Regions from separate parts of the Homo sapiens genome. Here region 1 is linked to region 2. A link is an interaction called in ENCODE POLR2A ChIA-PET data of the cell type or tissue named here. Cell type or tissue: Panc1. All regions are shown on one strand. Links, peaks and the distances in the headings refer to the core of each region. The heading gives the core; the rest is flanking DNA.

Region 1 (2,921 bases), core at 151-2,650, 130 kb after region 2:
TTGAAGGAAATGGCTACTAATCTAGAAAAAATGATTGTCTCAAATGGCCAGTGCAGTTGATATTAAAGGCAAACTTATGCCCTGTGTGCAGATGCTGGGAAACCCTTATGAACAGAACTGTCCCCTGGAGCGTCCGTCACTCATTGTGTGGAGCAGTGTCTTTCTCCATTAGCACTGTGTGGCAGTTCATTCTTTGTATGAATCTGTGAATGGCATATGTCAGCCCAATAAGACGACATTCCTATTCTGAGTAATAAATAGACTCCTTGTTTTGTTTTTTTTTTCTCGGAGATCACGAGACAAACAAAACATGATTGGCTGTCTAAAAATTTTCTTTGAAATACAAATGAAAATTTTAAAGTAAAATATCACAATATATTTTATAATATATGATTTCTAATAGGACAGAACAGATACTGCCAGTTTGAACAAGCACCACATATAGACAGCGCAAACTCTCTTTTGAAAATTCTGCCCTCTTTGTGGTCTGAGGGATCCCAAAGCTGGAAAGACCCATTTGTCTTTTCTCAGAATCCTCTGTCCCTCATCTGAACTTAATGCTAGGATTCTCTGAAGTAAACCCCACAATTTGATTGATCTATTTTGGAAACCCAAGATCACCTAAGCTGTATTCCGCACCCATTGCAGTTTTCAGCTCAGAATGGAGTTGGCATCTGTGCTCCTGGCCGGCCTATTCTTACACTTGCACACTGTCTGGCCAGAGCTGGCCCTGCCTCCCCACAGGGACAGCAGATCAAGGGGTGAGTGTGCCCGGCCCACCTCCACCCTGAGTAGAGAGTGGACTGAGCTATGCGGAGGCGTGGGGTGGGGGCTGGAGGGAGAAGAGCAGAGGACAGATCTGGAGCTGACTGTGCAACTGCTATAGCAGGTCTGACTAGTTTGAGGTGCCCAAAGGCAGCTTTGTTTCTCTAGTAACTCCAGGTAGCAGCAAACTTCAGTTCTTAAAACTCATTCATGTCTGCCTTACTATCTTTTTTGTCACTTTACAAAAACCTGTAGCTTTGCAGAGTTACTAATTAATTCTAAGCTTTTTTCCTTTAAAAACCTTCCTAGGCAGTTAACTGAAAAGAAGCTAAGCATTCTCTAAGGACTTTCCCATAGAATAGTAAAGGGGAAGGGATTCTGGTTCTTACAGACATGATCTATGTCTATATATTCTGTATATCCATATGCACACTCACTGATGTTTAACAGTGGGCTGAGTGAACCTGTTGAAGAAAAGTAAAATGTACACTTGAATAGACCATGGTCAAAAACACTAAATGATCAAAAGTCTCTTGCTCCAGATCAGCCTTTAGCGCTTTGCTTGCCTCTGCTCCGGCCGGCTGCTTATCATTCCACGCCATGCACTGCAGCTCCTGGGGTTTGGAGCAGGCCTGCTGGTGTACCCCACCCTTGTGTTTAGAAGTATTGCCCAAGTTAAACTCAGAGAATCTGAAAGTCCCAAGGTCATCTCTACACCAGAACAGGTTTGCATAAAATCCTAGTCACGCTAATGAGATATCGAGCTGGCAGCTGCTTTAAACTGATCTTCCCTGTGTGGTTATCCCATTTTATAATAGGTGATACAGATTTGCTTTTCAGATTTCTTTCCTTCTTTGAGGGGACATCTCCCTGCCCATCTGTACCTCTCCTGTGTCTTCCGTGCTATCAGAGAAAACCAATCTGCCTGAGGAATTTGGGTGCTATGATCCAGAGTGGAAGAATTTTTGCTCTGCCTCTCTGCTTGTCAGGAACTTGGTGGTCTTTTCTGAACTTTTTAAGGCAAACTAATTTTTTTAAATAGTTTTACCATGTCCAGAAATATAAAATAAAATACGTTTCACTGGCAGTGATTCTTAGCTCTCTGACAAGTAGTTGGTTTACACATTAAAAATTCAATTCTTCAGGTGGTTCCTGCCTCCTTCTAAAGCTCCAGAAGACAGGTAGAATGAATAGAGTGGCAGGCTGGGGGTGGCAGGCTGGGGAGGTTGAGGAAGGCTTTCCATGAAGACCATTGAAGGTAATTGAAGAATTATGAAGTATTTTCCTTAGAAAATAAATAGTTATTACATTTAGTGTGGTACTCTGATTATTTTTATTGTATTTAAGTGACATAGCTTAAAGTTCAATGAGCCATTCATTATCAATGCACAGAAGTCCTTGGGAAGACAAACATTTTATCTCAAAATAGTCCCAAAGTAGTTATTCTTTAATGGCTGCCATATTTACAAAGTATCATTTACTCCCCTCAAGTTTAGTTGTATCCTCATTGCCTTTTTCTTTCTACAATTATTGTCTGTGTGTGAATTATTCAGGTATATGATACAAAGTTTAAATTGTCTTTGTAAAACCTTATTAGCCTACCTAATTCTTAGAGGCAACCAAATTAAACATTCGGAACATGTAGGTTACTTACATGGGACAGGTATTACATAAAATAGTTATTTCCTTCCATTTGCATGTCTCAAGTATATTTCTATTATCCTGCACCTCAAATTTTTGTACTCATGTCATGTTGTAGAAATGTGATATTGTTCTCTAGGGAATCCAAGTTTAGGCCGTACAATACAATGTTCAGTTTTACACAGTAAGTAAAAGAAACAACATTTCTCAGGTTTTCCTCTTTGGACTGCACGGATAAGTTATAAGATGAAATATGTTCTGTATTTGTAAGGAATATTTTAAGTGATTCTTTGATAGTAATGAAGCATCCAGATTTGAAGGCATGACTAGTTTTTAATTTTTAACTTTTAAGAAAAGCTTCCATTGAAGCATTTCTTGAAGTAGCATACTTTACTTTTATTCCTTAGTTTTATTCAGTGGCAAATAGTTGTCTAATAAAACCTAGAAGGCCACCTTTGGTTTTAACTAAGATGTAATTTTATCTTTCACAGAATTGTTCTAAAACCTTATATTTC
Region 2 (2,921 bases), core at 120-2,619:
AAATGATAAGAAAGTGGAACAGACTTATTACTGACATGGAGAACGTTTGAGTGGTCTGGATAGAAGATCAAACCAGCCACAACATTCCCTTAAGCCAAAGCCTAATCCAGAGCAAAGCCCTAACTCTTTTCAATTCTATGAAGGCTAACAGAGGTGAGAAAGCTGCTAAAGAAAAGTTTGAAGCTAGCAGAGATTGTTTCGTGAAATTTAAGGAAAGAAGTCATCTGCATAATATAAAAGTGCAAGGTGAAGCAGCAAGTGCTGATGGAGAAGCTGCAGTGAGTTATCCAGATCCAGCTCAGGCCTTGATAAAAATGTCTACATTAATCAATAGATTTTCCATGTAGACAAAACAGCCTTCTATTGGAAGAAGATGCCATCTGGGGCTTTCATGTCTAGAGAAAAGCCAATGCCTGTCTTCAAAGCTTCAAAGGACAAGCTGACTCTTGCTAGGGGCTAATGCAGCTGATGACTTTAAGTCAGAGCAAATGCTCATTTATCATTCTGAAAATCCTAGGGCCCTTAAGAATGATGCTAAATCTACTCTGCCTATGCTCTATAAATGGAAAAACAAAGCCTGAAGGACAGCACATCTGTTTACAGCATGGTTGACTGAATATTTTAAGCCCACTGTTGAGACCTACTGTTCAGAGAGAAAAAAAAAAAAGATTTCTGCTCATTTATGATGTACCTGGTCACTCAAGAGCTCCAATGGAGATGTACAAGAAGATTAATGTTGTTTTCATGCTCACTAAAACAACATCCATCTTCAGCCCATGGAGCAAGGAGTAATTTTGACTTTCAAGTCTTTCTTTTTTTTTTTTTTTTCCAGACGAAGTCTCACCCTGTTACCCAGGCTGGAGTGCAGTGGTGCAATCATGGCTCACTGCAGCATCAACCTCCTAGGCCTAAGCCATCCTCCCACCTCAGCTTCCTGAGTAGCTGGGACCACAGGCATGCGTCACTATGTTGCTCTAAGTTTTAATTTTTTTTGTAGAGACAGGGTCTCCCTGTGTTGCCCAGGATGGTCTCAAATTCCTAGGCTCAAGTAATCCTCCTGCTTCAGCCTCCTAAAGGCTGGGATTATAGTCATGAGCCACCACGCCTGGCCTGACTTTCAAGTCTTAATATTAAAAAAAATACACTTCATAAGGTTATAGCTGTCATAGATAGTGATTCCTCTGATGGATCTGAGCAATGAAAATTGAAAACCTTCTGGAAAGGATTAGCCATTCAAGATGATATTAAGAACATTCATGATACATGGGAGGAGCCCAAAATATCAACATTAACAGGAGTTTCAAAGAAGATGATTTCAATCTTCATGGCTGACTTCGAGAAGTTCAAGACTTCAGTGGAGGAAGTAACTGCAGAGGTGATGTAAATAGCAAGAGAACTGGAATTAGAAGTGGAGCCTGAAGGTGTGACTGAATTGCCAAAATCTCATGATAAAACTTGAATGAATGCTTCTTACAGATAAGCAAAGAAAGTGGTTTCTTGAGATAGAATCTACTCCTGGTGAAGATTCTGTGAACATTGTTGAAATGATAACAAAGGATTTAGAATATTACATCAACTTAGTTGATAAAGCAGTGGCAGGGTTTGAGACAATTGGCTGCAATTTTGAAAGAAGTTCTACTGTGGGCAAATGCTCTCAAACAGCATTGCTTGCTATCGAGAAATCTTCCCTGAAAGGGAGAGTCAATCAATGTAGCAAACTCATTGTTGTCTTATTTTAAGAAATTGCCACAATCATCCCAACCTTCAGCAGTCACCACCCTGATCAGTCAGCAGCCATCAATATCAAGTCAGGATCCTCCACCAGCAAAAAAGTTTGTGATTCAATGAAGGTGCAGGTGATCATAGCATTTTTTTAAGCAATAAAGTATTTTTAAATTACGGTATGCACATTGTTTTTTAGACGTATGCTATTGCACTCTTAATAGACCAAGCATAGTGTAAATATAACTTTTATATGCACTGGGAAACCAAAATAAATTAGGATGACTCGCTTTATTGCAGTGGTCTGGAATTAGACCTGCTATATCTCTGAGGTATGCCTGTATTTCTATCTGCAAGGTAGAGCTGGGTATTTCTAGCTGTGTGCGTAGAAAAGGGTGGAAAAAGGGTACTGAGAATGATCCAAAGTGTCCTGGGCAAAAACAGGAACTGTACCAAGGACAGGCACAAATGGTTGACACCCGTGGCCATACACAGTAATCAGAGCAAAAGAAGATTAAAAGCCAAGATCAGCCACGAATCCGGAAGAGCTCCCTGCTCAGGCCCCGCCCACGGGCTGTCTCCTAGAAAACCTGTCCTCCAGTGATCCTCTGTAATGAAGTGGTACCAAAACATAAAGCAAGAAATAGTCAACTGAGCAAGATGCTCTGCGGCCAAGACATGATGGACATCAGAACAGAGTGAGAAGGTCCCTGAGCAGTTCAAGGTGGAGAAGGGCGAGGGGCAAAGTAGAGGTGGAAAGGGTTGTTGTATTATATATAGTTTAGGCTACTGAGAACAGCTGACTGCTGATTAGGAATTCCCAGACTGGAAGGATTATACAAGACTTATTAAGCGGAAAGAAAGCGAAAGTAGTTACAGCTACATGGGCTCCGACTTGTAAGTAAGGATGATGTGGAGAGCTGGGTTTTTGCGCTGCTCCAGATGAGAATCTTGGGAGTCTGAGGCTAGTAAACAGGTGCCACTATATCCTGGGTTTAGCCCACATCACCAATATTTTGTTATTCAAATGTATTAACATTTCAGTAATGGTATATACAATCTCCAGCCTCCTCTGCCTCTTCCCACTTCTAACTTACCTACAGTTTTACATCTTGGGAGGTCATCCACTAAGAAAAGTGGGCCAAGAGTGGGTGAAACCCAAAATAGCTAATTTTTCTACTACACATGTCAACTCTGGT

The links. Peaks named below come from ENCODE experiments on the same cell type or tissue, not always from the same donor. Only the 100,000 strongest peaks of a DNase experiment are listed, where the experiment ranks them.
Region 1: POLR2A ChIA-PET joins it to region 2 with 5 read pairs; 27 of 35 experiments call an interaction of 5 or more read pairs at or near these places.

Annotation. Positions count from the first base shown.
Region 1 is chr2:64,647,725-64,650,645 of GRCh38, reverse strand. All of the region lies in intron 1 of SERTAD2 (SERTA domain containing 2), which reads left to right. It overlaps SERTAD2-AS1 (SERTAD2 antisense RNA 1), which reads right to left. Exons shown (of 2, transcript XR_940172.3): 2 at 2,080-2,921. Among named protein-coding and RNA genes, the nearest start is that of SERTAD2, 4.7 kb to the left of the region's middle. In Panc1, for the core only: no CTCF peak of the experiment used is centred there; no DNase peak of the experiment used is centred there; H3K4me3 peaks cover 638 bases; H3K27ac peaks cover 2,448 bases.
Region 2 is chr2:64,773,297-64,776,217 of GRCh38, reverse strand. No RefSeq gene overlaps it. Among named protein-coding and RNA genes, the nearest start is that of LINC01800, 89 kb to the left of the region's middle. In Panc1, for the core only: no CTCF peak of the experiment used is centred there; no DNase peak of the experiment used is centred there; H3K4me3 peaks cover 585 bases; H3K27ac peaks cover 655 bases.